Linked DNA regions of Homo sapiens: region 1 is linked to region 2. Evidence: chromatin loops called from intact Hi-C (ENCODE). Cell type or tissue: endothelial cell of umbilical vein. All regions are shown on one strand. Each heading gives the region's core, and the rest is flanking DNA. Links, peaks and the distances in the headings are about the cores only. Region 1 overlaps FSTL5 (follistatin like 5). Region 2 overlaps FSTL5 (follistatin like 5).

Region 1 (16,908 bases), core at 7,045-12,044, 570 kb before region 2:
AAAAAAAAGAGAGAAGGGAGGGAGGTGCCACACTCTTAAGCAACCAACTCTTGAGTGAACTAATTAGCTAGAATTCACTCATTACTCCCATTGACTTCCAATTTGAATGGCCATTCTTAAGAGATCTACCCCCATGACCCAAACACCTCCCACCAGGCCCTACCACCAACATTAGGGATCAAATTTCAATCTCAGATTTGAAGAGGACAAATATCAAAACTATATAAATACTTATGTTAACATCTTGGGGTCATATTAACCTCCTTTCTTTCTTCTACTCCTCATATCAGATTCTCCAGCAATTCTTTAAGGTTAACATCAGAATACATGTCAAACCTGTATATTGTTTTATCACCTCCACTGCTGTTACCTTTGAACAAGTCAGCGCTATTTCTACATCGATTATGTTACTCTTAAGACTGATCTCCTTGCTTTTTTATCTCTATCCTTAATGTATTATCAATACATCAGTCTGAATGATCTTATGAAACCTAAGTCAGGCAATTTCACTCATCTGTCAGATCCTCCAATGTCTTCCTATTTTATTTAGAGTAAAAGCCAATGTTATTAAAATGAGCTGCAATGACTTGCTCAAACTGGTCCTCACCCCTGTTAACTCTCTGACCTCACTGGATTCTTTCCTTATGATGACTTGCAGCTTTCATACATTAGTTTTTACTGTTGTAAAGATTCAATAGTTAAAAATAAAACCAAAGTTTCCTTATCCACTAAATTAGTGATGGGCTCTTGGGTTGTTACTGGCAATTTACTATTAAAAACAATGTTACTATAAATATTTGTGCATATATTTCCTTGAACACATGTGAGAATTTTCTAGGGTATTCCCACAGGAGTAGAATTGCAAAGTAGGTGAATGTTCAACCTTACTAGACATGGTGAATAGCATTTTAAAGTGATTGTGCCTATTTACATTCTCATCAGCAGTATGTATTTTGGTTGCTTCCTATTCTCACTAGTACTTGATATTATCATGCTTTTTGAAAAAAAATGCCAACTGGTTAGAGTGTAACAATATATTCCTAATATTTATTGGCATTTACCTAAAAATAGTGAAAGTGAACATATTTTTAGATATCAATGAGTTTCTTTTACCGTTTTCTTTTTTACAAAATTCCTGCTTAGGTCTGTTGTCCATTTCTTCATGGAGCTTTTTGATCTCATGCTGTTGATACAAATTCTTTGCTGATGACAAAGATAAAACAAAGATCTTCCAGTTGTACCATGTCTTTTTACTCTCTTCATGGCATCCTTTGATGTAGTGACATTCTTATTTTTGTCACAATATAATTTGCAGTCTTTTATGATGTGTGACTTTTGTTCCTTGTTTGAGAATTCCCTCCTTACATACATTATAAGGAAATTTTGCTGCATTATGTTTTAAAAGTTTCATAGTATGGCTTTTCATAGTTAATAGATGAAGACTAGATTTTATACCTTGTGTCAGAGAGAAATTAATTTTTTTCATATAGCTATTCAACATTCCTTGCACAATTTGTCAATCACATAATTCATCTTCTGACATTTATGTGCAAAGTCTGCTCAGGAAAAAGGTAAAATTTTATGTATGCTGCCTCTAACTTTCGCCTAATGTGGTGTATATGTGTATGTGTATGTGTGTGTTTGTGTGTGTGTGTGTGTGGGCGTGTGTGTATACTTTCATGATATGTCTTGAAATATGGTTTGAAAAATCATCTCCCTATTCCTTCTTCAGGAATTTCTCAGATGTTCTTGGCCCTTCCAATTGTCCTTGAAATTAAAATCTGCTTATCAAATCCTACAAAGAACTCCATTAAGGTATATGTGGCCATAAAGATAGAGATAATAGATACTGGGGACTCCAAAATGGTTTCCAGGAGTTGGAAGGGAGGGGAGCATTAAAAATTATCACCTGGGTACAATGTTCATTCTTTTTCTGATGGGTACACTAGAAACCCAGACCTCACCATTACACATTATATTCATGTAATAAACCTGTACATGTACCCCAGAATGTAAAATTTAAAAAACAAGTAACTGAAAAGATATGGGGAAAAAAGAAACCTATTAAGATTTTAATTGGAATTGCACTAATTCTATAACTCAGTTTGAGGAATATTGATAAATTTATTATAGAGAGTTATTTCCAAATGTTTCCATTTATTTAAGTATTATTTAATGTTTTCAATAAAATATTTAATTTCTTCCGTAAAGGGCTTCTACATATTTTTTATTGGCATTCTTCTGTCAATTGAAAATACATCAAATACGTTTTCTGATGGAATGTGGTAGTCTAAAGATTTTCGATTTTGTGTTGCATGTCAGATTTCTCTTTCTTCTTTTGTTTCATCAAATCTTACTTATTCTAATAACAAAAATACATTTAGGATTTTCTTTGTAAACAAGTACTTTATTAAAAATAAACAGGGTTTGTCTAAACTTTCCAATTATTACAGATTTTATTTTATTATTTTTTTAACTTCACTGATTAGGACTCCAGTACAATCCTAAACAGTATGGGTAATAGCAAGCATTTTCCTTTGCTGCTGGTCTTATTAAAATTTATCTCAGTAAGTATGAGAGTCTTGATATTTTTTCTTTTTACATTAAGAAAAATAGATGTCTTTTTAAAGATTAAGGATTTTCCTTCTATTCTTAGTTTGGTAAGAGTGTTTATCATACGTTGACTTTAATTTTATTAAATGCATAGTATCTGCATGCACTGAGATGTGCTCTAGTATCAGATTCACTGTCCTTTAATCTGTAAATGTGGTAAATTACAATAACTACCAATCAAACTAATTAATTCAGCTAATTACCTAATAGAAGTTCTGTAACTCTGAAGAGTTTTCTCCATCACTGTAATTTCTCCAAAACTGCTTCAAATTCAGAATAGAGCTGGATTATTGAACTTCACATATTACTTAGTACATTGAAGAGCAAGAAGGCTTCTGTAGATATAAATATAAGTAATATTACATGTATATATATTTTACTTTCTTATTTCTGCTTTCATGGTGTTGCTTTTCAGCTATCAATGACTTAAGCAAAATTTTTAAAGCTTGCTACAGTTCTTATCTTTTGCTTCTCTTTCTCATACCCCACCTTCCCACCAGCTCTCTGAGTACCCTTGGAACACAGGAGTCCCCCAGCTTGCCAGGAGACTATAGTCACTGACATATGTTTCACACTTCCATTACCCCTAAATGTACTTTTTATCCTCCCTAAAAGCTTAGGTTAATTGACCTTACTTTGTTAATGAATGTGTTAGTTTATGATATGCTAGCTATGATATTGCTTTTCGATAGAAATATAATGGTATCATATAGTTATAATTAGCAACACCTCTGGAAAACAAAAGCGTTTTTTGTCTGTAAGTTGTGAACATGTTGGTAGACAGGATAAACCTTTTCCAAATGCTATTTGTTCCAACTTTTTCTTTTTTGCAAATTTGTAAATAATACAAATGTCTACTGCCAAAGAAGGACAACTTATTCAATCCATCAGTTAATGAGCATTTGTTGTGACAAACTGAACTAGTCATTCGGGCAAAAAAGGCAAAGAACAGTCTCTTATAAAGAAATCCTGTAGTGAGGGGACAAATTTCAGATGTGGTTCCAAATGTTAAGACAGATTTTGTTATATATGTGTGTGTGTGTGGTATGTGGCCACTAGCCACTTTGTTCTTGTGTAGCTAGAATTCCTTGTTCCTAAAGCAAATATTACCTTCTAATTATAATCTCTGTAAATAATCCCCCAGGTCCTGGCATATTGGATGACTAGGCAGTCTTTAGATTTTTAATATGTGAACTTTGCTAAGATGTGACCTAGGAAATGGCTGATAGAGATTTGACATTAATAAACTATTAAATGTGCATATTGAGATATTTTGGTACATATTAAAAGTATTTATTTTGTGGAAAATATTTATCAGTTTTTGTTTATTTCTTGCTCAGAGAATTATGATGATGACTATTGATTTATAGCCAAGGTAGGAAAATAGCTGAGAAAAAGTTAAAGTATATTTTAAACATGTATTCTCTCTTGTTTAGTATGGTTCATTTTTTTCAGTTTTGTTTTGCTTAATACCCACTATATGTAACTGGGTTGCCTGCATATATTTATAACAGCCTGTTTCAAAGTTTCATCACAGGTCTATTTATCCCTTAAAATGTTCTTCTTTTAAAAAATAGAAATTTTTGTTAAATATGTTTAAGAAATTCTGCATACTACAGCTTCCTTTTGGTGTTTCCAAAACATATTATCATACTAAAGTCTCTGAGAAATGTTTCAGGATTTTTTTTTAATCTCAGCATTTCCAAACCTTATTTAACCATCTAAGTCTGTTTTCTTTCTATATAAATATCCAACTAATACATCACTAGTGTTCTGCAGAATACACTTTGGATAATATAGTTATAGGTAAGAAATGTATAATTTTGCAATAATACTTTAAACTGAATTACTTCCTTTTGGTATATGAATGGCTATATCTACAAGCTGGATTTTTGGCATGGATTCACAGCCTTTTTCTAATGTTTTGGGCTCATTGATCCACTGTTGTAGAGTTCTGTCTAGGTTTCTTGGTTAATTCTCCAACCAAGTCCCCATCTCTATTCCAATGAATTTTATAGGAACCCTTATATCTACAACTCCCCCCACTCTAAAGATGTAAAATCGAAATTTGACACACTCTCAGTAAGTAGTTTGGTTTTCTCATGCATTTACCTCCAAAGTATTTATCATGACCCTGTGAATCCTTCAGACTGATCTTCAATTCCTCTCCTTTTCCTCTAATAACCGGGTTCTCATCATCCCTTACAGTCTTGCCCACTTCGGTATGACTATTCCTAAAGATCTCACAGCAAGATGTTAAATATGCATGTTGAGATGTTTTGGTACATATTAAAAATATTCATTATGTAGAAAATATTTATCAATTTTTATTTATTTCTTGCTGGGGGAATTTTGGGGTGTGGGAGAGAGTGTATTTTTTAACTTAAGACATGTTTCTGAGATATGGGTGTATCACAGTGGAAAACTACAGTACTCAGTCACATTTCTGAATTTGGGGAGAGAAGATCTGTAAAGGATTTTGATTTAGGAAAGATAATATATATGGCAACCAGAGTCACAAGAGTGCATGAAAAGCGAGATAGAATGTGAAAGATGAAGATCTAAAACAGAAACTCATTAGCATAAAATGTGTATAGAGAACAAAAGAAAAATGAAAGAGATTTTTGAACATCCTTCCGAGAAGTAGTAAAAAATCCAAAAATTTTAGTGCCATGAAATAAAATTCAGACATTGTTTTAAGATTAAAGACTCGATCATTTATTCAACAAAATATCTAGAAAGCCATTTTATCTGCCAGGTACTACACTGGTGCTAGACTACAAAGATAAACAATACAGTTATAATCTCTGATCTCATGGAGCTTAAAATACCTTATACCCAAATATTTGGGAAAAGCCAAGGCAGATGAGAAAGTAGTAAGAGGGGCCATTCATTAACCTTAACAGCAATGAGGCTAAAAAGGACCCAGGGAGATAACTTTTTATGGAGCAGAGGTGGAATAAGCCATATTGAAATTGATTGAATGGTAAGGCATTTTTATTTTAGGTTATATGTATGAAGAAAAGATGTAAATATACCAAACTATGAGCTTTCATTGTCTCTAGGCTGTGAGATTGCAAGTTATTATAGTTTTTCTTATCTGTATTTTTCTCACATGTATTTTATAAATGCCTACAATGAAGGTATACCCTTTGTATTAAAAAACATATAATTTATTATAACAAAAGAAAAAAGAAAAACTACCTTATTGAAATAAATTATTATGTTTTAAATATAAATAAAATTGAGGTATAACATCATAGACTAATAGTTTGATAAACATAATGAGTTTAACAAGAGTATTCAAACAAATAATAACAATGAGAAAACTTGAGTAAACCCACTCTGAGGACCTCATTGTTCTGACTGGCTCCATAATGAGCTAATTAAGTGGAGAACTGCAGAAACTCCACTTGTACTATGCTGACAATTCACATTTACCAAACTAAGAGCTGGTAGTTTTTAAAAAGTAGTAATCAAAGCACTGATTTATGTAGTTTCCAAGTTAGCACATGCAAATGCTTTCAAAACGTAGAATAGCTTCAATTCCCACCAGTTTAGCAGCTGACATGATTATGTTCATGAATCCTCTAGGAAATTGAGGAAACGGTAATAACAACCCTACTTAACAAGAGAAGAAAAGGACTGCCTGGCTGACTGTATAAGTTTCCTGTGTTAACACTGATTATAAACATCGGTGGTGGTAAACACAGCCATTGCATAAGATTGAGTTGTGAGCATTTATGGGAAAATGAGATCAGCAGCCATGATTCCATTCTATTAAAACAACTCCTCCCAGAACTATGTAAGATAATACCTTTGTTGTTCTCTCTTCCCTCTAGCAAGTGAATGGGACTATGAAATTACAATCTCCATGAGCTAAATGAGAAAGGGTTAAATTGTTAATTTTTCTTCCAATGGTACTGTAGTGTTTAAAAAATATACCTTGGAAACCAAAGAGTTATTAAGTTGTTTTGTTTTGTTTTCCAGGTATATTTCATGAACAAATGAAAATATTTTTGAAATATTCTCAGGTGGTCTACCATGTCATTTAACAGAAAATAGTGTGTAATTGCTAGCCTGAAGCTCATCAACCAATTACACATTAATATGCAGCTTCTAATATATAAGACCGCAGGGGCAGTGAAATCACATATTTTAAAACTGATTACTTTGAGTTACTCAGTACACCTCTAGGTCCCTCTGACAAAAATTATTCTCCCTCAGGTCACTTCCACTAAGCCTCCATGGCCTGAGATACCACCGTGCTTAAAATATCCAGGATGATTCTTATTCCTCAACATTTTACAATGCAATAGCCCAGAGATGGAGGTGAAAGAAAATAAACTGGATATAGTAAAAAGGAAGAATCACGGGAAGTATCAACTAGAAATTAGAGCTCTAAGAAACCATGGCGATCACCCATTCCATGTTTTAAAGTTGACAGACAAACACCAAAACAATTTCAGTGATTTACCCAGTGAGGCACAAAGTTGGGGCCAGATCACAAGTCCTTCAGTGCTAAGATTAATTGCCCTTCCAATGGGAGCATCATGACTCTAGCTGTCGAGAGAGGCAAGGTCGTCAGAGAATCTCAGAGAACAACTGGTTGGCATTGGCTATCCAGGTAAGAGAGAATCCTTACTGAGAAGAAAGGAAGTTGAATTTCTCTAAATGTATGCTAAGATCTCTATCCTTTATCATTATAAAGCTGCTTTCTTAATGTTCTTTAAAAACAGACACAGAAGAATTGAAGCATAATTTTATGGCTCCAACAATAACACATTTAGGAAGTTTTGTCATTTTATGGTAGACTTTCATTCATTCACTTATTAAATATATATCAAGAGTCTACCATATGACTGGCACCAGCTGAAATACTCACCTTATGTACAATAAGGGCTATATTTTAAGGTGTCTGAATGTTACCAGTATTTATATTAAACAAAAATCTTACATAGAATGCCAAAACTAAACAAAAACAAAACAAAATGAAAAACACGACTTAGGTGAGAAGAGAAAGAAAGCATTGAAAGTTAAAGAAAAAGCCATCAATTAACAATGACTGCCTCTCCTACCTGGTGTGCTGTAAAAACATGAGTAGGAACCAAAAGAGCTGAGTTTTAGGGTGACCTTGTAACATACTGTCTGTGTGACCGTGGAGAAGGTACTCACCGACTTCAGCCTCACTCGTGCAATCATTTACTGCAGACTAGACTTTTTGTTCTTCCCTCACTTTCAATGCCATTTAGACTCAGAATACTGTTAGAAGTTTAAATGCATATGAAAATAATTGATTGCGTTCAACACTACAACCTTCTGAACAATATTAGAACCATCCTGGCTAACACAGTGAAACCCCGTCTCTACTAAAAAAATACAAAAATATTAGCCAGGCATGGCGGTGGGCGCCTGTAGTCCCAGCTACTCAGGAGGCTGAGTGAGGTAGGAGAAGGGCGTGAACCCAGGAGGCGGAGCTTGCAGTGAGCCGAGATTGCGCCACTGCACTCCAGCCTGGGCGACAGAGCGAGACTCCGTCTCAAAAAAAGAAAAAAAAATTACATTACTACCACTTTTTCTGCTTAACTTTGAAATTTCTAATAATTAACAAAGGTCCGACTTCTAAAAATTAGTTATAATCACCTAATACCATGTGAGAGTTTATAGTTTCCAGGCTGACAATCTGGGAGCCAACCTCCTCCTCTAGAAGATAAAATGGAGGTAGCTTCACCTGGAGAGCAGATGGTAAAAATTCAAAGATAAATTCAAATTATCTGCAATTTTTTTGAGTGCAGCTTCTTCTTCATGTTCTGAAGATTATTTCAAGAAGCAAAGATAGTTTGCACATCTATGCAGTAGGCATAGATGTCCTATTGCCAAACTCTGAGGAACAATGTGAAATGTAGGTATTTTTGTGTCCGGAATTGGTGGGTTCTTGGTGTCACTGACTTCAAGAATGAAGCCACGGACCCTCGCGGTGAGTGTTACAGTTCTTAAAGGCGGCATGTCCGGAGTTGGTTCCTTCTGATGTTCCGATGTGTTCGGAGTTTCTTCCTTCTGGTGGGTTCGTGGTCTCGCTGGCTTCAGGAGTGAAGCTGCAGACCTTCGCGGTGAGTGTTACAGCTCACATTTTTAATGCCACTGACAATTGCATCTCAGTTTAGAAAGAATGGATTTTTAAAATTCTCAAGTGTGCCATATTTTGCCTCTGATGGAGCACTGTAGTGCCTACAATTGTTTTCTGGCCCCAACCCTATAAATGAGGGTACTTATATAGATAACAATTCTGCCTGCCCCTGTTTAAGTAGAGAACACCTAAACTTAAACACTGAAATCACACTGTTTATTTCTTAATGTTTTAAGAATGCTGCATAGTCACCCACAGATAATCTGCTAGACTTTGGTATAGAAGTTTTAATTCAAACGCTTTGAGGTTAATCTATTATTCACCTGAGTATAGCAGATATGATAGAGCAGTGTTTCACAAGTCTGAGGCTTGCGCCACCTATATTGCAATCACCTGTGATCCCTGTTTAAATTGTAGATTCTTGGATCTCATCTAAGACCCCTAGAATCAGAATATCTTTGGTCTGGCCTAGGAACTTTTATCGAACACTCTCTACCCATAATTTTCTTGCCTGCCAAAATCTGATAAGTGTAAATATGGTATAAGGTCTGCTGGTCTATGACTGCGGAAAAAGAGAAGGCAGGCTAGGAAAGTTAGTGAGGTGGAAACTAGCATCGAGCAGTGTCATTGCAGACACCAGTGGGCTCTCACTTTGTGGCTGAAGTTTCTGACTCATTCTCATGCTACTTATGTCTTTCTAGCCCAGGGAATCTTCTCTCAGTGAGAAGCCCCTGCTGCAGTAGGTACTCTCCAATTGCATGGGGTAATTTTATATCATTGTGCCATTTGATTACTATAATCTCTGTAAATAGAGTTGAATCGTTTAGCCACATCCTCCAGAGATCCAAAGTATATCTTTTGGAACGTGAATGCAATTTGAAATGAAGCCACCAGATGGCCAATTTTAGAAATGATCAATGAACTTGTTCCTAAGTGGACAACAGGTCCACACATTTTAAAATTTTTTATATAAGCAACTTTGATATTTTTATACCCACAATCCATAGTTTGTCACCATGTGAGTATAAACAAATACATTCATTCATTTAATATAAAATATGTTTAGGGCTTTATTAGTGGCTTATAAGTGAAAAGATATCCTCCAATGAGAAATCAATCATGTCCTATGGGCACTCAAATTACTCAGATAATACCTGAGATTCTAATTCTATTCAATTTAAGGGTGACTGTTTTAGTAAAGTATTTTTGCTTTAAATATATTCTTAAGTCTTCTAAAGGGATATTACAGCTTACAGAGCAGACAATGATCTATAAACCCATTGGACCACCACATTTGCAATGAGCATAATTTGTGTTCTAATTCAAATGACATGTTTATATAGGCTATAAGTATTTGGGCCAGAAAATATGACTCTCTAAAATAATATGTGATTAAAAGTAATTTTTATTTTCATTTAATATTCTTCACATATCTAATATGTTCAATGTGTTATTGGCCATATTTAATATCTATATTATAAAAATATTGATAAAGTTAACATTTAAAAACTATATAGCCATGTGAATTGTAATTAATTAGAATCTCTTGATTTTTGGTCATCATGAATAACAGTGATCCAAATCTTTTGTCAATGTGTTCATCTTGGGCAAATCACTGCACATTCCTAAGCCTCAGCTTTTTTTGTTGCTGTTATAAGTTTAATTATTCATATAAGCTATGTAATATAGAGCCTCAAATAAGGTAATCACTCAGAAAATGTTTGCTATTGTCATTATTATATTGTTTTTACTCTGTGGGGCTTGACATATCTGGAAAAGATTTTTCTACAGTTTTCTTTGCCCTAATGCAGCTTGTATAAACACAAAAAACTAGGAATGAAAAAATCACTTGTACTTGAAGTTGTTTCTTATTTAATATAGACTAATAGTCATTTGAAAAAATATAGTTGTAAGGATAATAAGCTTTTGTTCACATAGGGCATGGATATTTAGTTCTTACGCCTTTCTAATCACTTGCGTAGGAAACACAACATTCTTGTTTGATTGAGCTTGTTTTAAAAGACTATATGCAATTTTCAAACTCATGAACCTCTTTATTATGCACGTGATAAGGGTTAAATGCATAGTTATCATGAAACATTTAACACTGTATTACTAAACCTACGGGTTTAGGAATATTCCTTCCTCCTAAGAATGAACCCACATAGACAGTGAAAACAAAAAGAGAGTTTTTCCACTTTCAGACACATGATTTTTTTCCTAAACTCTTCATCAAGTGCACAGGGATGGCAGACTACAGTCATTTTACAAGACCTCCACTTCGTTGCTTAAAATGGCAGGGCGATTTCAGAAAATGAAAAATGCTCAATATCTATGTGGACTTTATCCCTCTAGGCTCTTTAGAATTCTATTGCTTTATATTTGTAATCTCACTGTGTTGTCTTCCTAGGATATATTTATAGTGCTAGCATGTTGCTTCTTTAAAAAGAGCACATTTAAAATCTTGTGATGAGTAAATCTCAAAGAAATGATGCCTCTCTTTGATTAAATCTTTCCTATCCTTCCTTCATATTATAGATATTTCTGACTACTATCTCTAAAGCTATACAATTTGGAAAACTGTTCTGATTACTTATTTAAATTTAGCATCTGCATAAAACAGACAGAATAAAATTGTTTAATTTACATTGAATTATTGTGTAAGACAAATTTGAGAGGATTATTTTTTCATTTTGTTTTGTTTTCAGCATTGGAGCTGTGAGATGCCTTCTCTTATTAATACTGCTATGATATATTTTGGTGACTATTTTGGAAAGTTTCACCATTACACAGCAAGGCTTAAGTCCCTTCTCTGGGACAGATTGTAAACAATGTTCTGTTGATATTTTTGATTAGTGTTTGTTGATTACTGTGCTTTAATTAAGAACTTGCTATGTAACATCAAGTATATTATCAAAGTTTTTTCTCACTTTATCTTTTTGTAAAGAATATGACAATTTGCAGAGATTTGTTTGGAGATATTAAATTCCAGATGAGTTTTCTGGGAGATATTGTTTTAAAGCTTAACATACAAATGATATGCAGTAGGTTATCATTATAATATTTGAAGGATTACACTTTAGGTAAGGTGTGGATTTGAACAAAACTAATGAGTTAATTAACCATAAAAATAGAAAGTCTCGGCCAGGCGCCGTCGTTCACACCTGTAATCCCAGCACTTTGGAAGGCCAAGGCGGGTGCATGACCTGAGGTCAGGAGTTCAAGACCAGCCTGGTCAACATGGCGAAACCCTGTCTCTACTAAATATACAAAAATTAGCTGGGCGTGGTGGTGGGCGCCTGTAATCCCAGCTACTTGGGAGGCTGAGGCAGGAGAACAGGAGAATCGCTTGAACCCGGGAGCCGGAGGTTGCAGCGAGCCGCCCAGATGGCGCCACTGCGCTCCAGCCTGGGCAACAACAGTGAAACTTTGTCTCAAAAAAAAAAAAAAAAAAGTCTCAAACAGTAAGGTATTATAGCTGAAATTAACTTGGGATAACATGCTGCCAATATGTGACCAATATTTTTTATATGAAGTCTTTTACAATGAGAGTCATTTTAAGAAAAATATTTAATTTGCAAACATCATTGTAGATATATGCATACTAAATAATGAAATACATAGGAAGATCGGGAAAAAGAAAATACCAACAGCTTTTTTCTATTTTCTTAATCTTTCTTCCTCATCTTCTATGATATTGGAATAATCAGGTGGAGTTATTCTATTAGAATCTGTCTCAGTCCATTTAGGCTGGTATAACAAAATGTCATAAGCTGGGAAGGTTATAAATGTCAAGAATTTATTTCTGGAGGTTGGGAAGCCTAATATTAATGCAGATCTGTTGTCTGGTGAGGGCCTACTTTGTGGTTCAAAGAAGGTGGCTTCTCCCTATGTACTCACATGGTGGAAGGGGCAAGGGATCACTCTTAACCCTTTTTCATAAGGGTACTGTTCCCATTCTGAGAGCTCTGCTCTCAGGACCTAATCACCTCATCCCAAACCCACCTCCTAATATTATCACCTTGGTTGTTAGGATTTCAAAGTATGAATTTGCGTGAGACAGAAACATTCAGACCACAGCAAAACTTCTGATGAAAACTTGAAAAGACTCTGGGTTTTAGAAAACTTTATATCTAGACATATTGCTCTACAAATATGTAAAAATACTACAGACATATTACTAGAAGTAATTAGTTATATACAATCAGAGTTTAGTTCATCATGCTGATTCTTTTTATTTATCTGTGAGAAAGGTCTTTGGACTCTATAAATTCTAAGGTGTCTTTCAAATACATATAAAATTCTAGTTTTACATGTTTCATGAATTGGATTTATGTTGCCACCAAATTAACTTTAGCATATTAACTATTTGGACCATAGTTTTTGAAAATCTGTACAACTGGTGGGATTTCTTTTAAAAAGAAATGTCTTTAATAATCATTCCCTTAGTGAATAATTTGAATTACTTATAGGCTGTGTATCCCATAAATGTGTATTCCATTAATGATCTTCCAATGTTATCATCAATTTTCTTCACCCAAGGGTTTCTGTTAATGCATATATAAAATAATCACATGTCAACCCTTGTTTATAAAAGATCTCATTCAGATTGGCATTTTTTTTTCTTTTCTGTCTTCCAGATTTTCATAGTAATGTCTCAGTTCTATCCTTAAACTGTATATATATTAGTATTTTCAGTTCAAATTTGCATGTAACAAAACTCATGAATGCACATAAAAAATTACCTACTTCACTTTTATCACAAGAAAACTTTATGAAAATCCTATCATCTAAGTAACTTCAAAGAAACAAAGGTTGCAAGATATATGTTGTCATTAAATGCCTTACAAATGGTATTTCTGTGAAACTTAAAAAAATGCTTGAATGACTTTTAAGTTTATTTTTGGGCTCTACCCAATAAATAGTTAATGTTTGATTCATCCTTGCAGGTCTAATAGATACAGATGAATTATAGTGTGAGCATGCCTCAGGTACACCAGCAATTTTAAAACAGAACAAAACATACTGGTTACCTTACTTAGACTTTGAGGCTATTACAAAGCATAAACTATAAAACAGTAATAAATAAAATATAAAAGGGGAAATGAAAAAGGCATAGCTTTGTGGGGGTGTACGAGGCATAACTGGCAAAAGTCAAGGGTTTCCGAGGAAGTAGGAAAGGCAGCCTGGAGATTTAGCTCTTTGGGGAAAATGGGGAAGACAACTTTCTATTACAAGTTCTTGGAAGCTGCCACAATCAAACCAGTCCCTCAATCCAGGGACTAGGACAGTATTGATTTGAGGTGGGGTAAAAGGCTGGTCAATGGTGCGGCTTAAATAAAGCTGTGTGTTGAGAGAGGTGGATGCTTAAAAAAACCACGACAGTCAGGCAAGCTGACCACTAGGCTGGTGACTGAATCTGCAATGCTCTCAGCATAGTCAGATGGTGGAAGACAAAAGTTGCCAGTATCAGCATTGGAGGTAGACTTAAAAACACAGACAAACACGTACCATCTGTCAGGCCCACATGCACACATGCACACCCACAACCACCAAGTAAATACATAAGTGCATAAGATTATATTCCAGAGGAAATAAAATTTTGTAAAAGCCTGAATTTTTAAAAATGCATAATGCCCAAAAATCACAAGAAATTACAAAATGAAATCAGAATAAGTTAAATATAAAATAAGTTGTTACTTTTAAAAGACAAAATGATGTAAAATCTTGACAAAAAATCTATAGACATTTAAGTAAAAGTTAAATGGAGAGGCTACACATTAGATTATACACATTAGATTATAAAAGGAAAAAATGATGAATTGTAAATACTACTGGAAATTTCATCAAAATAATATGCTAGACTCCGAAGAGAAAAAGTAAGTTTAATAAAAAGGGTGTTAAAAACTACCAAATAAAAGACACATTGCCTACAAAAGAATCATAATTAGATTAACAGGAGACATCTCATCATGTTTTAAATGCCACAAGACATTTGAAAGTGTTGGGAGAAAGTTCTAGAATTATTCACATATCTAAGATTTTAATAAAGTTATTATTTCAATTAATAATTTTAATATTAAGGGCTAGTCAAAAATTTTAAGATACAAAGAACGGGACATGTTGCCTTTTATTGGCCCACATTGAAAAACTATAGAAAGGTTTATTTCAGCATAAAAGTAACCTCTTAGAAATGTATGGAATACAAGGAAAAATGGCAAGCACAGCAGTTAAGTAACTATTGACTTTAATTGTAATAAAAATTGATTTCTTATATTTTAAAGGTAGAATTATTATTCTTATTAATTTCATATGTTTGGTAAAACATTTTTAAAGCTTAACATTTTGTCTTCTTCAAAAGAAAGATACATTGAATATTTTAGACTTTGTAGGCCTCTACAAAGAGAAAAAAGGAGATAATACTGAAAATGTTAACAATCCAATATAAAGTATGAAAGAAAACAAAAGAATCAAAGATATACAACAGTAAACACACACAGGCACAAAAGTACATGTAGAAATATGTTCAAATATATTAGCAATCTTAATAAATGTAAATATATGAAATTTATCGCTTAAAGATAAATTTTTGTTATAGTAAAAAAACAACTTTATACACTGCTTAAATAATAAACACCTAAAGTAAATTACACTAAGGATTAAAAATAAATGCAAATCAAATATGAATTACAATGTCTGATGAAGACTGTATGCGTTCATTCTAAAGTGAATATGGAAGAGAAAAGAACCAAGGATTTCCTTATTGAATATCAAGAATTATTATCAAACTCTAGTAGTTAAAAGCTGTGGTATCTGCATAGGAATAGATAGTTTAATGGAAACAAATAGAGAACTTAAAAACATAACCACAGATACAGGTAAATCCCACATCTAACCAAAAGAGAATTATAAATCAAATAAACTTTTCAAGAACCATAGTTTACTTTCTACAAGAATAAAATAAAATCTTGTCATTATACTGTGCCTCAAAATTAATATCAGGTCAATTAAAAATTCAAATAAAAAAATTTAGTTACAAATATACAATAACATTTTTTAAACTGCAAAGGTAGTTTTTCTCAAACATGACAGCTTTATCATAAACCATTAAATAAGTCAGTGAATTGATGCATTATAATTAAAAGTTGTATAAAGTAAAAATTAAAAATATAATTAAAATTTCATTTTTATAAGATAAAATGTCCAGAAACCAAAATTGATAGAAAGCTGTGTCCCCTGGGCTAACGGCCCTACTTGCTTTATATGTAATTTTACTCCTTAAGGGTTGGCCTTTGCTATTTTTGTGTTTGCTGTAGGACAATCAGTGGGCTGAATCAAACTTACAGCTTGCTTTTTAAAGAAAAGTAGTGAAGGCCAGGCGAGGTAGCTCATGCCTGTAATCCCAGCACTTTGGGAGGCCAAGGCGGGCGGATCACGAGGTCAGGAGATTGTGACCATCCTGGCTAACACGGTGAAAACCCGTCTCTACTGAAAATACAAAAACAAAATTAGCTGGACGTGGTGGCGGGCGCCTGTAGTCCCAGCTACTCTGGAGGCTGAGGCAGGAGAATGGCGTGAACCCGGAGGGCCGAGGTTGCAGTGAGCTGAGATCGCACCACTGCACTCCAGCCTGGGCGACAGAGCGAGACTCTGTCTCAGAAAAAAAACAAACAAAAAAAGGAGTGACCTAAAAGAAGCTTTTGAGTATGTTTTGATAGAGTCTCCAGCCAGCGTTCAGTATTATTTTGGCTGCTCTCTGGCTGTTCAAGGGCTCATTTTTCAATAGATTATCTCATTAAAGAGACTTTTATCTATCTCATCCTCTGCCCAGAAGAAGCCATTATGCTTTCCGGTTCTAGTCCTTTAAGAACAGAGGAAGGGAGGTACACTTCACTATCAATCTGGGCCCAACCAGTTATACTGGGAATTTTATATTCATTACCTAGAGAAGAGGAGAGAATGGAGAAAGAAAGTTGCTAAAAATTACTGGTGGTCAGGCTTACTGTGTGGATTTTACAGAATTACAAGGGTTCTGAAGCAGGCCATAAATGGGTTGGATGATACTACTAAATTTTTTACACCTACCCTCAGTCTAGAAACAGCATCTTGATGGAGTTGCATATAAATTCTAATTCTGTGTTTCTTAAATTCAATGTAATAGCTATCTC
Region 2 (16,908 bases), core at 7,879-12,878:
AAAGTATATCAACAGACACCTCACAAAAGAAGGCATTTATGTGGCCAAAAAACCTTTGAAAAAAATTTCATCATCACTGGTTATTAGAGAAATGCAAATCAAAACCACAACAAGACACCATCTCATGCCAGTCAGAATGGCGATTATTAAAAAGTCAGGAAACAACAGATGCTGGCAAGGCTGTGGAGAAATAGAAATGCTTTTACACGTTGGTAGGAGTGTAAATTAGTTGTTCGACCATTGTGGAAGACAGTGTGGCAATTCCTCAAAGATCGAGAACTGGAAATGCCATTTGACCCAGCGATCCCATTACTGCATATACCGAAAGGATTATGAATCATTCTACTATAAAGACACATGCACATGTATGTTTATTGGAGCACTATTTACAATAGCAAAGACTTCAACCAACCCAAATGCCCATCAATGAAAAACGTGGCACATACACACCATGGAATACTATGCAGCTGTAAAAAAGGATGAGTTAATGTCCTTTGCAGGGACATGGATGAAGCTGGAAGCCACCATTCTCAGCAAACTAACACAGGAATAGAAAACCAAACACCGTATGTTCTCACTCATAAGTGGGAGTTGAACAATGAAAACACATGGACACAGGGAGGGGAATATCACACACTGGGACCTGTCAGGGCTTGGGGGCAAGGAGAGGGAGAGCATTAGGACAAATACCTAATGCATATGGGGCTTAAAACCTAGATTATGGGTTGATAGGTGCAGCAAACCACGCTGGCACATGTATAACTATGTAACAAACCTGCATGTCCTGCACATGTATCCCAGAACTTAAAGTAAAATTTAAAAAAAAAAAAGAAAAAAAAAAGAAAAAGGAAAGTCATGTTTTGTAGTAGAAGAAAAAGATAGAAGTTGCCTGGGTGTGGTCAGGTGAATATTCTCTCCAAAAGATTTCCACATCCTAATTTCTGGAATATGTGAATGTTACCTTATATGGCAAAGGGGAGACTTGCACATGTATATAGTTTAAGGATCTTGAGATAGGAAAGTTATCCAGGTTGGTGCTAAATATAATTATAAGGGTCCTCATCAGATGAAGGCAAGAAGATAAAAGAAGGAAGCAGGATATGTGATAACAGAGCAAAAGGTTGTAGTGACTTGAGGAATGAGTCATCAGCCAATAAATGCAGACATCTTCAAGAAGCCAGACAATGCATGAACGTGGATTATCCCGTGTACTCTCCAAACCCAACTAACTCTACCCACACCTTGACTTTAGTTCAGTGAAACTGATTTTGGTCTTCTGGCCTCCAGAATATAAGAGAATAAGTTTGTGTTGCCTTAAGCCACTAAATTTGTGGTCTTTTATTCTTTTCTTTTCTGTCTTTTCTTTTGTTTTCTTTCTTTTCTTCTTTTCTATGTGTCTTTCTTTCATTTTCTTTTCTTTTTTTTTTTTTTTTTTTTTTTTGAGCTGGAGTTTCTCTCTTGTTGCCCAGGCTGGAGTGCAATGGTGCAATCTCGGCTCACCACAACCTCCTCCTCCTGGGTTCAAACGATTCTCCTGCCTCAGCCCCTGGAGTAGCTGGGATTACAGGCATGCACCACCATGCCTGGCTGATTTTGTACTTTTACTAGAGACGGGTTTCTCATGTTGGTCAGGCTGGTAGCGAACTCCCGACCTCAGGTGATCCACCCTCGGCCTCCCAAAGTGCTGGGATTACAGGCGTGAGCCACCGCTCCTGGCTTTATTTTCTTTTATCTCTCTCTCTCTTTTTTTTTTTTTTTTTTTGACAGGGTTTTAGTCTGTCATCTAGGCTGGAATCAGGGACAGTTGTGCAATCAAGGCTCACTGCAAGCTCCACTTTCTGGGCTCAAGCAATCCTCCCACCTCAGCCTCCCAGGTAGCAGGGACTACAGGCATGTGCCAGCACACTTGGCTAATTTTTGTATTTTTAGTAGAGATGGGTTTTTGCCATGTTCACCAGGCTGGTCCGAAACTCTTTGACTCAAGCAATTCGCTTGACTCAGCTTCCCAAAATGCTGGGACTACAGGCGTGGGCCACCACGCCTGACCAAATTTGTGATATTTCTTAAGGCAGCATTAGGAAACAAATACACTAAGTTATGCAATAAGATCTAATTACTAAACTGTCCTTTGACCATCTATAAGGGCTTGTTTACTTACATCTTGTTTAGGCCACCGTTCTAAGGGTCTCTTTTTTATAATAGCTTACCCCATACCCACACCATCAAGCCACCGTATCACTTTTTGATTAAATATCAGGATTTATGTCTTTTTAATGCTCTATGTTTTTTCTTACTTTATTGTAGCAGTTTAAACCATATCCTACCTTTATTTGTCAAGTTTATTTCTCACTTCTCCTACAGTCTGATTGTGGGTTGGTAGAGTTCTGTTTCATTCAGTCACCCAGTGATGCAGACATCTTCTCTCTTGAGGTCACAGTATCACATAGGACAATGCTATTCCATGTTCTTGCTCCAGTCTGTGCACTACTTGTTACTTGTACATGAGATAAATTATAGAAATTATAAGCTTTAAAAATTTTCTAGAAAGTTTATATTGCTATAGTATCTATGTAAGTAATCTTATTTTCTGGTAACTATAAAAATTAGAGGGAAAAAGATTCCCACCACAAATCATTTTAGCCTCACTTCCCTAAAGCCTTGGAGCCCTTCAGTGAGTCTTCTGTGTCTGTTTGGAAGACACCAGAACATGTGAAGGAAGGTGTGCAAGCTTTTATAAGGAAGGCCTTGTGGCAGCCAACAGCACTTTTGCCACTTGTCAGGGGTCATAATCAGTGCATTCTTCTTCTTTCTCTTTCTCTCTCTCTCTCTCTTTTTTTTTTTTTTTTTTTTTTTTTTAGACGGAGTCTCACTCTATCACCCAGGCTGGAGTGCAGTGGCACAATCTCAGGCTCACTGCAACCCTGAACTCCTAGGTTCAAACGATTCTCCTGCCTCAGCCTCCCAAGTAGCTGGGATTACAGGTGCCTGTCAACATGCCTGGCTAATTTTTGTATTTTTAGTAGAGGTGAGGTTTCACCATATTGTCCAGGCTGGTCTGGATGGTCTTGAACTCCTGACCCCAGGTGATCCACCCGCCTCGGCCTCACAAAGTGCTGGAATTACAGGTGCGAGCCACCATGGCTGGCCCATAATCAGTGCATTCTACTACAAGAGAGCTAGTTGTGTATTTAAAAAAGAAGAGGAAATACGTTTATTGTGTCTCTAGCCTAATTTTGTCACAAGATCACAATGCTCAGAAGCCTTTTGGGGGAAGGAAAAATTATGCACAGAGTCACTTCTCTGAGAAAACATTAAAGACACTCACGATGCCTCTTGGGAACAGGCAATTTTGGACCCAGCACCACAACAGAATTACCTGTGTTTACGAAATGCACTCCACAGGGATCTCACCAAGGCTCCACATTGCTTCAGTTGCCATATATTCTTTAGCTGACTCTGAATCTAAAATTGAGATTAATGTTTCTGAAGACTGTATCCTCCGGGGGATCCTGCTGACATATACCTCACCAAGAGGTCGATAATGTATTATTTCCTCTATTTATAAAGGTTCTCAATCTTGCGCAGTATTCAGTTTTTTGTTACATTTTCCCCCTCCTTCTAATGCTCTATTTTTCTTAATTGTTCCATTCTTTATTTTGTGAGAATTCAGTCACTTTATAACAGTTTAGCCTTCTTTTTGATGTGGACTTTTTTCTTTTTTTTCCTTTGGGAGGGCCGTCTGCTAGAAATTTGTCTTCCTTCCTTTTTATTTCTCTCTCCTTTCTGGCCCACACATTTTTGTTCCCATGTATTCTCCTCTATATTTTTCTGTGGGGTTTGTCACAGTGAGAGATATGAAAATATGATCTCTGTCTGCCAAAACCATCCACTGTTCAAATATTTTCCACCTTTTCCTTAGTGATTTGGCAGATCCCACCTAGGGGCTTTTCTCCCATTAGAGCAACATCTAACCTGTGCCTTAACATAATCCATTACTTTCTTTCCCAGATTCTTTTTACTATGTTTCATCTTGGCCGTGTCTTCCCTTGGAGTCTATTTTTTTTTTTAAACGGAGTCTTGCTCTGTCACCCAGGCTAGAATGCAGTGGCGTGATCTTGGCTCACCGAAACCTCCGCCTCAAGTGATTCTCCTGCCTCAGCCTCCCGAGTAGTAGCTGGGACTACATGCACCCACCACCACGCCTGGCTAATTTTTGTATTTTTAGTAGAGACGGGGTTTCACCATGTTGGCCAGGATGGTCTCGATCTCTTGACCTCGTGATCCGTCTGCCTCAGCCTCCCAAAGTGCTGGGATTACAGGTGTGAACCACCACACCCGGCTCCCTTGGAGCCTTAACTCCATAGATTTCCTGGTCATATCCTTTTAGGTCCAGAGCATAGCTGCAGGCTCACCTGCAATAACTGCTACTTTGAAATACATTAAGAGATGCCATGAGAATTTTAGTGTTCTTTGTCTTTCTTACACAATTTTATCTACGATGTTTGTAAACACTTGATAAAGATCTCTGAACTATTAGGAATTTTTCTTAATTATTTTTATTTTTATGTGTCCCCAACTTCATGCTTATGAAGTCAAGTCACATCCCTCCTCTACTTAAAATCCCATTGGCTCCCAATGTCTCTCAGATTAAAAGCCAGACTTTGAATCCCCTAAATAACCGTAAATGTTCTGATTTCTCAGTTTTTGTGGTATCTTCCTACCCTATTTCTCTTTCCTTTTCAGAAAAGAAAGTGTAATCCAGCTGCATTCAATGTACACTTCCTTTTGGACCTTATACATAACAAACATTTACACTTGGCTGTTTCCCCTGCCCAGAAGATTCTTCGCCAGATCTCCATAAGTCTCAGTTTCAAACTCTTTCAACTCTGCTTAAATGTCACATTTTCAATGAAGCTTACCCAGACTACACTATTTAAAATTTTAACTATGCCCCCACCTGCTCTTCACTCACTCACTGTCCTGCCCAGTCTTCTCCACAGCACAGTTTTTTCACCTTCTACAAAACTGCACATAGCCTAAAATACTCTACACACTACTTTTCTTCCTGTATTAATGTCTTTGAAATAAGGATACATTCCACTGTATTGTTACAAAAAAACAAGGGTATATATTAAAGAGGCAGCATTTTTAAATGTACATGAGTAGATGAATAGATGTTTCTCATTAGCTCCTGGTTCTGGAAAGCTTTGACGTATCCATTCTTTCTCCTCCCTCCCTGAGGTTTTTCATGTTCTTCTGTTGTTAGATTGCTAGGCCCCAACTCAGGTTTTATTCACTAGACAACTAAAACATTTCTTCATTGTCTAAGGATACTGTCCTTAAAAGAATTTAGTCCTTAGAGCCACAATGTGGGGTGTGTGTGTGTGTGTGTGTGTGTGTGTGTGTGTGTGTGTGTTTGTGTGTTGGACTTAAAGATCTCATTTTCCTTTTCATATCTGGCTGCTGTGTCCTCCAAGATGTCCTCTTAAATAAACTTTATCCAGCATAATCAGTCTTTCTTCCTCTATTTTCCTTTCATTTTCTACTATTTATGTTGTGATGGAAAATCAAAGGTATATGTTTTCAAACCACTTCAGTTGCTACTTGGTATCTTGAGCAAACCCAATTCTCAGAGACAGTGGAGGAACAGAAATGTAATTGCTGTCTTAGGCTTTAAGTTGGCAACACCTCCTTTGAGTTGTTTTTCTACCCCACCCTTGAAATTGATTTCTCTAAAATAAGACACTTTTTTCTTGGTGTAATGGTTTGAGACATTCCTTGGCTTAATGGTGGCCTTCACAACTTCCATGATGTAATTCTGGTATTTGAAACAGGTAACCCTTGGGCCCAGATCTTGGATACCAAGAAATGTTTATGGCAGCCATGGCTTTTTACTTTGTATTTGTTCATTAATTGCTCATGCTTGTAATCCTAGCACTTTGGGAGGCCAAGGAGGGAACATTGAGGCTAGTTTGATACCAGCCTAAGTAACATAGTGAGATCTCATCTCCACTAAAAATTATCCAGGCATGGTAATGCACACGTATGTTTTTGTAGTCTCAGATACTAAGGAGGCTTGAGCCCAGGAGGTTGAGGGTGTAATGAAATATAATACAATATATAATCTTTCTTTGGGTGAAGACACATTGTAGAAAGCCATGATAAGAAAATACATAAATAACAGAACTGGGGTACTTGCTACCTTTGAACAAGCCTCTCTTTATAGAAAGTTAACCCTGCAAGATTCCTTCTATATAACTAAAGACAGTACATGTAATTTTGTTAGTCAGTTTAGTACTGCTTAACTATAGCTGCTATTAATAATTTAGAGTAATAACCTATATTTGTGCTTTGTATTACTAATGGAAATTAGCTGCCTATGCATTAGGTAAACAACAACAACAAAAAAACTGCTTACAGACCTGGTTAAGAAACATAGCAAAAGCCATTTACTGATACATAAAATAACTTATCTCTGCCTTAGCCTTGATTTTTAAACCAGGCCAAACTTGATCTGTGTAATTCAAAGCTGAATAATGACAGCTCCTACATAGGGTGACCTGCTTCCTAATGTGTATATTTGTTAGACATAACTCTGCCTGCATAAACACAGCTATTCATTTATGGGGAAAACTTACCCAATAGGATAACATTAAATTATGCCATATTTAGTAAAGCTTAAGACCCAAAGCCACCTGCGGAGGCTGCAGCATATAAAAGCTAACTTCCCTACTGTAAAGAAGATCAGCTCTAAGGCATATACCATCAGGGCTAAGTTACCCGCTGAAGCTATTTCAAAAGCTTTGATTCTTCCTGGTGTTACTGTGTCAACTGCACTTTATTCTTTGTAAGTTTCTAGAGCGTTCTCAAAGCATCAGATGTTGCACATATAGGAGATCGGTAAAGAACACCACTCTCTTCTTCCTCCTGATCCTTGTCTTCAGAACCAATTAAGAGAAAGATGCAATAGTGATTGACATAAAGGACAAAATATTACCTGCATTGTGGGTAAAGCTGCCTAGAGAAGGTGGTTGAGATATATGGCAAATATGGACTCCAAAATTTGCCAAGTCATGGGCGTCGCTGGGCAACCCTAGACTTCAGCACACGGAGACAGAGCCAACACTGCTGATCTCGTATTGCCAAGAGAGCAGAATAGAATGCATCCTCTTTTCAGGCAGATCCAACACATGAGAAAGGATGAGTTCCATGTGCTCAATCTTTCTAAAAACACACCAAGCCAATGATTCTTTCCTCTTCCTACTTTGACCAAATGGGAAGATCGTTTTAGAAATTAAGTTAGCAATAAAACAGAACATCATTTTAAGGGTTGAAGGGAGAAACAGTCCTCTACATGAATCAAAGACGTGTAGATTCTCTTGTTTATAGGAGCAAATCTCAGATAGGTGACTCATTCTCAGATACTATTATTTTTTATTCACCTATGATTGACTTAGACTTAAATTCATTCAGCTAGAATTCTTTTACATAGGTAATTGAATGTACTGCATCTTGTTTTTGATATTACAAAGTTGTTTTCTTCATAAAATTATAATCTGGTTATATCTACACATAGATATTTAAATTAGCATGATATGGTTTACTGGACTAGGAGTGATATATCATAGATTACTTCTATGTATACAAGTACTGGGTAATGTTACAAAATGCTCATGAGGTGGCCAGCACTTAAAAAACAGTATAATGACTAATTAATGTAATGACACTTGTATAACAAGAGAGTGGAAAGAAGGTTAATGTGATAATGAGGCTTATTTGATCTTAAAGATTTAACATGAGGGCACTCTCAAGATAGCTTAATTAGATTTTAAGCACCTTTTGCAATTTGCATGTGTACTTGTTAATCCATATGTTTTAAAAATAAATTTTATTTTATTTAAATTAATGAATTTATCTAATCTCTTTCTCTGTGTTGTTTTACTGCTAGATGCTTTCTCAGATCTTTATTGTGTGTAATTTATGATTATTTCTTCCATATTATGTTTAAATTGTAGTTCAATTTAAAATAGTACAATGACATTTCTAAAGTTCAAAACAATAGCTTCAGATGGTTCGGGCAGTGATCACAAGTTATGACTGGAATTATCTAATTAGTCTTTATGTTATTTAGCATACTTTATTGTATCATGTAATACATAGTAAATTTGATTTCATTCATTGACATCTGTGTCATTTTTAAACTTGACCAAATGGGAAGAATGTTTTAGAAATTAACAGTAAAACAGAGCATCATACGTAATAGTAATTCAGAAAATAATTTGCTGCCTCTGGTGCACTGGGAAAATATAGAATACATTTTCACATGCTATACCTAGGCTTTTATGAGTTCTCCAGATTAATACCTTTTAACGCTTTTCTTATACTTATGAGTAATTATTATAATTCATTTCCTTGATTTTTGCTACTCCCTCCTTCCCTCCATGAGATACGAAAATATGTTAGTCATCACTAATCATCAGGGAAATGCAAATCAAAACCACAATGAGATACCATCTCACACCAGTTAGAATGGCCTTTGTTAAAAAGTCTAAAAACAACAGATGCTGGCAAGGCTGCAGAGACAGGAATACTTACGAACTGCTGGTGGGAATGTCAATTAGTACAGCCACTGTGGAGAACAGTTTGGCGATTTCTCAAAAAACTAAAACTTGAACTACCATTCAATCCAGAGATTCCATTACTGGGCATATACCCAAGAGAAAATAAATTGTTTTTTCAAACGATATATGCAGCCCTATGTTCATTACAGCACTATTCACAATAGTAAAGATGTGGAATCAATCTAGGTGCCCATCAACTGTGTATTGGATAAAGAAAATGCGGTACATATACACCATAGAATACTATGCTTAGCTTCCACTTATAAGTAAAAACATGTGGTATTTGTTTTCCATTTCTGAGTTACTTCACTTAGGATAATTGCTTACAGTTCCATCCAAATTGCTGCAAAAGACATTATTATGTGTGTTTTTTTTTAATGGCTGAGGAGCATTCCACGGTGTGTGTGTGTGTGTGTGTATATATATATATATATATATATATATATATATATAGTCCAAAAAAAAAGAAAAAAACAATAGATGTTGGCACAAATGCAGTGAAAAGTGAACACTTATACACTGTTGGTAGGAATGTACATTAGTACAACCTCTATGGAAAACTGTGGCGATTTCTCAAAGAACTAAATGTAGATCTATCATTCAACCCAGCAATCCTACTCCTACATATATACCCAAAGAAAAACAGGTCATCATATAAAAAAGACATCTGCACACATATGTTCACCATAACACAATTCACAATTGCAAAGATATGGAACCAATCTAAGTGTCCATCAACCAATGAAGAGATAAAGAAAATATCATATATATGTGTGTGTGTGTGTGTGTGTGTGTGTGTGTGTGTGTGTGTCTCAAGTTATACTACGTTCACAAGAAGGAAATCAGCACTCAGGCTAATCTTATAACAGAATAGGTTAACAATTAAGTGTTTTCATGCCATAGCAAAGATATTTTTCTGACCCACATGGGATTTTTGACATTTAAGTGGCGGGCAAACAGCAAGCTTTTGCATATTGCAAAAGGAAAACAGCCTGAAAAGGTACCAAGATTTCATTTCTGGCCTGCTTAAATTTTCTTTTAATAATCAAGACTGCCACTTGTGTAAGATAAATAATTATATATGAGGATCAGAGAGAAAAATGTGTTAATGCAACTAGCATTTTTTCCCTCAAAAACATATATATGTATTTATTTCAATATATTTATTGAGATTACATTAAGTTTATGTGGATTTCCATTTACTTGACATTTACTAAGCAAACCTACTTCTAAGAATTTAATGCCAGTCAAACATTTCATATTAATCAAATGCAAAAAGATGTTCTTATGGCTAATTATAATAAATATGATGATGATGATGATGATGATAGGCAAGATATGTCAAATGAATCCCAGAAATCTGTATAGATTGGAGGGCTTTGATTAGTTTTCTGTTAATACGGAGGTCTGAGAGGCACTTATGAATTCTTTGCTTTCGGCCCCACATTTTCAGCTAACACAAATCATTTTAAGTAAACTTTGCCAGAGGATAAGTAGAAGGTTCCCTGTACTGTGGCTTCTATGATAGTGATTTGGGAGTGTGTTTTATAACAAAATACATATAATTTTGTGCATCATATAGTTTTATAAAATATTATCAATAGAAAATATATCATTTGTGACTATCAGTGTTCTATCACTATTATAGATAATTTATGCTATTGAATTGGAAGTTTCCTCCAGCTCATTTTTTGATTTAACACCAGTGAATTTTAGAATAAAAACAAATAGTATGCAAGCAGAACACCTAGTGATAACACCACTCCTGACACCCGCAATAGGCATCTCCCCTACAAATGCTACTCTGAGTTAGAAGGCATTAAATAATAATAATAATTATGTCTTTGGAAGTATCTAAAAGTTTATAAATAATAAAAATGCATTTAACAGTAATTATCATGTATTAATAAAAGATTAAAGATTATAAGTATCATTTTGAAAGTGAATATTTACAGGTGATACATTACTATGTCAAGGAAATAGTAAATTGTTTATTGAAAGCAAATTTTTAGGAATAAAAATTAATAAATTAATTATATGAGTTAATTAAATAAATTATATTAGTTATCAATTAATATATTTCAGCAAATATTGTTATATTTTAGCAAAACATATGGTAAATAGTAGTGCCATCTATTGATAAAACTGAAAACTGCAGTTTCTCCTTAAGAAAACACTTTTATATATATATATAGGAATACAATTCCAAAGCTAATGATTCCTTATTGTTATGGCTATTATTATTTTATTATAGGATCAGGTCATATACTGGAACTGTGTTAAAAATGTTTGTGTGTGTACTTGCATGTGTACATATATATGTACACATGCATATATACACATGCATAATTTATAATTTGATGGTTCTGATAATATACATCAAGTATTGTTGTAGAATTAATTAGGCTGGCTGAGATTTATCTGAATAATGTAAATTTGAATACAAATATATTATTCACTCTGAAGAAAATTAATATCAAATGTTTATAAAATGTCTAGACAATAAATTTCAATGTGGATGAGGGGCATAGTTTTATTTTTATTCCTTTTATTATAATATGCAGATAATATTTTAACGCATAAGCATTTACATATCTTCTTTTTAGCACCCTACTATGACAATTTTTGTGTTGTTTTTTCTTTTCATTTTGGCTTAATTACATGTAGTAAGGCGCTACTACTTAGAAAACTTTCAAAACAGGTTGGCACTTCTAACCAATTTAGATTATAGTAATGTTATTCCCAATAATTCTAAATTATACAATAACTTTTCCAAATTTGCCTTAGTATAACTGACAAGAACAATATGTGCACTTTCTGGCCAAATTGTTGGGGAGAAATAAGACTACAGAAAAGATAGCAGTAGAGAGCAGTGGTAATATCCATTGACTGCTACGGGGTGATTAGATTATTTGTTGCAGGGACATATATGCCACAACATTAATAGGTACCATGGAGGAAGCAGTAAGATTGACAAAAGCAGAAATAATAATAAAGAAGCACAGCCTAAATAGTGAGGCACAAAAATGGAGGCTGACATGAATTAGAGCCAACTTTGAAGTACAATGACCACTATCAAACAAAGCCCAGGAAAATAACGGATGGTCAGAATGTGGAGAATTTGGAGCCCTATTCACTATAAGTGGAAATGTAAAATATTAGCACTTCTGTAGAAAACAGTATATTCATTTCTAAAAAAATAGCAATAGAATTGCCATACGATAAAGCAGTTCCACTTCTGGATATATAGCCAGAAGTTTTCAAAATAAGATCTCAAAGTAATATTTTTACACCCATATTCATAAGAGTATTATTTACAATAGCTAAAATATGGAAGCAACCCAAGTGTTTGTTGATAGATAAATGGAGAAGTAAAATGTGGTATGTCCATAAAATATGTTTCCAGTTAGGGTGAGTCATATTTAATATTGTTCACGGTTTGGAAGGCAGAAAGAAATGAAAAGCCACTTTTGAATGCGGGGACACAGCCACCATGTGACCTTGTAGCCCACACATGTTGATGCTAATCTAGGGCTCATGTTGTTGTTACATCCTTCAGACTTAAAAAGGAAGACCATTATGCAATATGCTACAACATGTATGAACCTGGAGGACATTATGCTAAGTGAAATAAGCCAACTACAAAATGATAAATATTGTATAATTCTATGTATATGAGGTACTTTCAGGAGTCTAAAATCATAGAGGCAAAAAGTAGTTATTGTGTAGTAGTTATGGAATTTCAACAGCAAGAGTTATGGAGATGAGTGATAGTGATGGTTGCACATTATGAATGTGTTTAACACCACTGCACTGTATACTTAAAAGCAGTAACAGGGTACATTTTATATTATGGGTATTTTGCCACAATAAACAAGGTTGAAAAAAATCAAATAGATCTGCATACACTAGCAATGACCAATCAAAAAAACAATATTAGGAAAAAAAACCATTTATATTAGTATCAAAAAATAGGTAATTAAGAGTAAACTTAACCAAATAAGCAGAAGACTTTTATACTGAAAGCCAAATTATAAATTATAGAAGAATTATAGAAATAAATTATAGAAGACCTAAATCAATGGAAAAACATACTATGTTGATAAATTTCAATACTTAATTTTATTAAGATGGCAATACTCCCCAAATTGATGGGCAGATTCAGTGCAGTTTCTATGAAAATCACAGCTGTCAGAAATTGACAGGCTAATCCTAAAATTTATGAGGAAATTCAAAGGATCTGGAATTGTCAAAATCATCCTGCGTGTGAAGAACAAACCTGGGGAACTCACACTTCCCAATTTCAAAACTTCCTACAAAGTGACAGTAATGATAGTGGTGTGATACTGACACAGCATAGACATAGATCAATAGAACAAAACTGAAAGAATTAGAGGAGGGAAAATGAACGTCCAGTGGGGAAGAGCAAGAAAAATTGCAAAACCATGAGCATGAACTGGAGTCCATGAGATTGGCTTAGTACCCATGTCCATTCTCATCGCCTCCACTCTCAGTAAGGTGGGTGTCCTGAGATTCTGGCTCTCATTGGACAGAACCAGATGCATGCCATGCCCAGGAATTGGCAAAGCTGAGGGAAAGTGGAACACTTGCAGACTGTTGTTCCACACCTACAACACGTGCCTTAGCTTTGCAACAATGTGTGTGGGCTACAAGGTTACATAGTGACTGTGCCCCAGCACTCAAAGTGACTTTAATTTTTCTTCTGCCCTCCAAACTTTGAACAAAATTAAATATGACCCACCCTAAGTGGAAATGTAGAAGAAAAAGAATTCTGGGGAATATAGTTCAGCCTAGCCAAGTTGAGACATTTACAAGCTACTATTATTTTTTGCTTTTTCTTCACACTAATGAAAACATACTGTATACACTTTTCTTTCTTTTTTTTTGCCTTGTTATTATTGTTCAGTTTTTTGAGCTACAATTTTTACCCCATTAAATTCCCTGTTAAAGTGCGCAATTTAGTGTTTTTTGGAATATCCTCAGAGTTTTACAATCCTCACCACTATCTTAACTCGATAACATTTTCACCAAACCAAAAAATAACCCAGAGCCAATTAACAGCCACCAGGCATTCATCTCAAACCATGCAGTTCCTGGAAATCACTAATCTACTCTCTCTTTCTGTGGATTTACCTATTCTCTCACTTTCCATTTATCTTCCCATTTTGACTGCCAGTTCTGTGAACTTCAAGCTCCAAAATCAGACAGGAAGATAAGAGTCTTACAGAGATACTTTTTCCAGCTCCTGCAGTTGAATTCTGTAAGGTCAAATTCCTGTAACAAATATTTATCTGTCTATCATCTATCTATCTATGTATCTATCTATCTATCTATCTATCATCTAAAATACAGTTATGCACTGCACAACAACATTTCTGTCAATGATGAACCACATGTAAGATAGTGGTCTTATAAGTTTATAATGGAGCTGAAATATTCCTATTCCCTAGGGACGTCGTAGCTATTGTAATGTCACAGTACAATGCATTACTCACATCTGTGGTGATGCTGGTGTAAAAATTCTACTGTGCTACCAGTAATACAAATGTATGGCATATACAATTATGTATACTACATAATACTTGATAATAATAATAATAAATGACTATGTTACTGGCTTATATGTTTACTACGCATTTTAGTGTCATTTTAGAGTGTACTTCCTCTATTAATTAAAAAAATGTTAACGGTAAAACAGCCTTAGGCAGGTAGTTCAGTAGGTATTCTAGAAGAAGGCATTGTTGTCACAGGAGATGACAACTCCATGTGTGTTATTGCCCCTGAAAGACCTTCCAGTGAGACAAGACGTGGAGGCGGAAGACAGTGATATAGATAAAGACAGGACCTACACAGGTCCCCTGACCCTGTGTAGGGCTCAACTAATGTGTGAGTTTGTGTCTTAATTTTTAACAAAAATGTTTAAAAAGGAAAAATTAAAATTAAAAAATTGTATAAACAGAAAAAAAATCTTATAAAATAAAAATATAAAAAATTTGTACATTTGTACAATGTATATTTGAAGCTAAGTGTTATTACAGAGTCAAAAAGTTGAAAAAATTAAAAAGCTTAAAAAGTAACAAAGTTACAGTAAGCTAAGGAAAATTTATTATTGAAGAAAGAAAGTTTTTTTATAAATCTAATATAGCCTGAGTGTTCAGTGTTTATAGTGTACAGTGGTGTATAATAATGTCTTAGGCCTCTATATTCACTCACCACATACTCACTGACTCAGCAACATCTCATCCTATAAGCTTCATTCGTGGTAAGTGCGCTATACAGGAGTACCATCTTTTATATTATATCTTACTTTTACTTCACCTTTTATATGTTTAGATATATAAATACCATCATGCTACAATTGTCTACAGCAGGGGTGTCCAATCTTTTGGCTTCCCTGGGCCACAATGGAAGAAGAATTGTCTTGGGCCACATATAAACTACACTAACACTAATGATGGCTGATGAGCTAAAAGAAAAAAAAATCACACCAAGAAAACTCATAATGTTTTAAGAAAGTTTACAAATTTGTGTTGGGCTGCATTGAAAGCTGTCTTGGGTTGCATGTGGCCTGGGGGCTACAGGTTGGACAAGCTTGGCCTGCAGTATTCAGTACAGTAAGATACTGCACAGGTTTGTGGCCTGGGAGCTATATTGGCTATACCATATAGCTTAGGTGTGTAAATAGGCTATAGCATCTGGGTTTGTGTAATTACAGAATGAGCTTCCCATGGTGACAACATCACCTACCAATACATTTCTCAGAACGTAGCACCTTCATTAAGTAAGGCATGAACACATTTTACATGCATATGATATATATATTATGCATAATTATATTTATAAGTTTATACATAAAATCTCCTTCAAAATGCATGAGAAACCATTAACAGTTTGCTTACAGGAATTAATTTGCTTACAGGAAGAGAGAGAAGTAGAAAACAGTAAGATAGAAATGAGAGGGAGACTTTTCACAGTGTACTTTTTGTATGTTTTAGCTTTTCAACCATGTGAATGCATTGTCTGTTCAAAAATAATGAAATTAGAAGTGACAATTTTAAAACTAAAATGTACATTTGAAAAGTGGAAAGAGTAGAGGATGAATGAAGAGATAAAGGACAATGAAGAAAAGTAAGAAAAAAAGAAGAGGAAAGAGAGAAGAAATAGAAGGAGAAAGCAAAGGAGAAGAAAGAACAAGGAGGAGGATGGAAGGAAATAGAAGGAAACAGCAGTTATTTTAGGAGTCATCAGAAAGTTAAGAGTTATTAGAAAGAGGAGTCTAATTAGGAAGAGGAAAAAGGAGAGGATATAGATTAGAAACATCAATGCAGGCTTTTACGAAGAGATTCACCATATATAAATCTTGAGAAGCTAATACAGACCAGGTAATGAAGGATATTTTAGGTTGAGTAGTTTGGATATTAATCTGAGAAACGGAGAATGCAGTAAAGGATTTTAATTAGATTAGTTGCAACATAATACTTTCAATTTTAAAATAACTTTGTCGGCAGTATGAAGAATGAAGAATGGATTTGTGCAGGGCTGTTGAGAAGAAGAGCAGTTCACAGGTTTTGCACAAAGGCTAGAAATAGTGAAGGCCTAAACTGAAGGAAGAAAAATGTGAAAAATTGAGATCAAATTGATAATAAATATGTTGCCATAAATAACTGGATTGGGGTTGGTTGGGAGAGTTACTAATGAGTTAGAGTGAAAAGTCACAGAGGGCTACCAGTTTACTAATTGGGCTAGATAAATAGTGACTTCATTGCTTTCAAATGAACTTATAGGAAGCATGCTATTTTTACTAGAAGGTGGCATATTGAGAGATGACCTCTATGAATTGTTGGTGCCAGCAGCCACTTTTCCACTAATAGTGTGGAATAGCAGTGAACTATATTAAATACAATCAGAGGGAACCAGAACGGTGTGGACGCAGAGAGTATCTAGGGACCAGGAACAGAGGATTGAGTGAGAAAGTTAAGAGTAACATTTTGAGAGTTCCAGTGGGGTGGCATTTTTCTTTGAGCTACTCAGTGTAGACTTGTCTTTACTACTGATATAAATTATGTTTCTTTAAAGTAGACCAAAAATATTTAATTACACTTTTTAATTTTGAGATAACTGTAAATTCTTATGCAGTTTTAAGTAACAATGCAGAAAGATCCTGTAAAACTGTAGCACATTAGATTGCCATATTGACATTGATACAGTCAAGTTGCAGAAGAGTTTCATCACCACAAAAGCCCTAGTGACACCCTTTTGGAGCCAC

Evidence for each region. Peaks named below come from ENCODE experiments on the same cell type or tissue, not always from the same donor. Only the 100,000 strongest peaks of a DNase experiment are listed, where the experiment ranks them.
Region 1: a loop joins it to region 2, with 20 times the contacts of the local background. A loop is called at or near these places in 4 of 110 quality-filtered maps.

The regions. Positions count from the first base shown.
Region 1 is chr4:162,124,207-162,141,114 of GRCh38, reverse strand. All of the region lies in intron 1 of FSTL5 (follistatin like 5), which reads left to right. Among named protein-coding and RNA genes, the nearest start is that of FSTL5, 31 kb to the left of the region's middle. In endothelial cell of umbilical vein, for the core only: no CTCF peak of the experiment used is centred there; no DNase peak of the experiment used is centred there.
Region 2 is chr4:161,558,267-161,575,174 of GRCh38, reverse strand. All of the region lies in intron 8 of FSTL5 (follistatin like 5), which reads left to right. Among named protein-coding and RNA genes, the nearest start is that of FSTL5-AS1, 460 kb to the left of the region's middle. In endothelial cell of umbilical vein, for the core only: no CTCF peak of the experiment used is centred there; a DNase peak (open chromatin) is centred at 8,524; H3K27ac peaks cover 1,963 bases.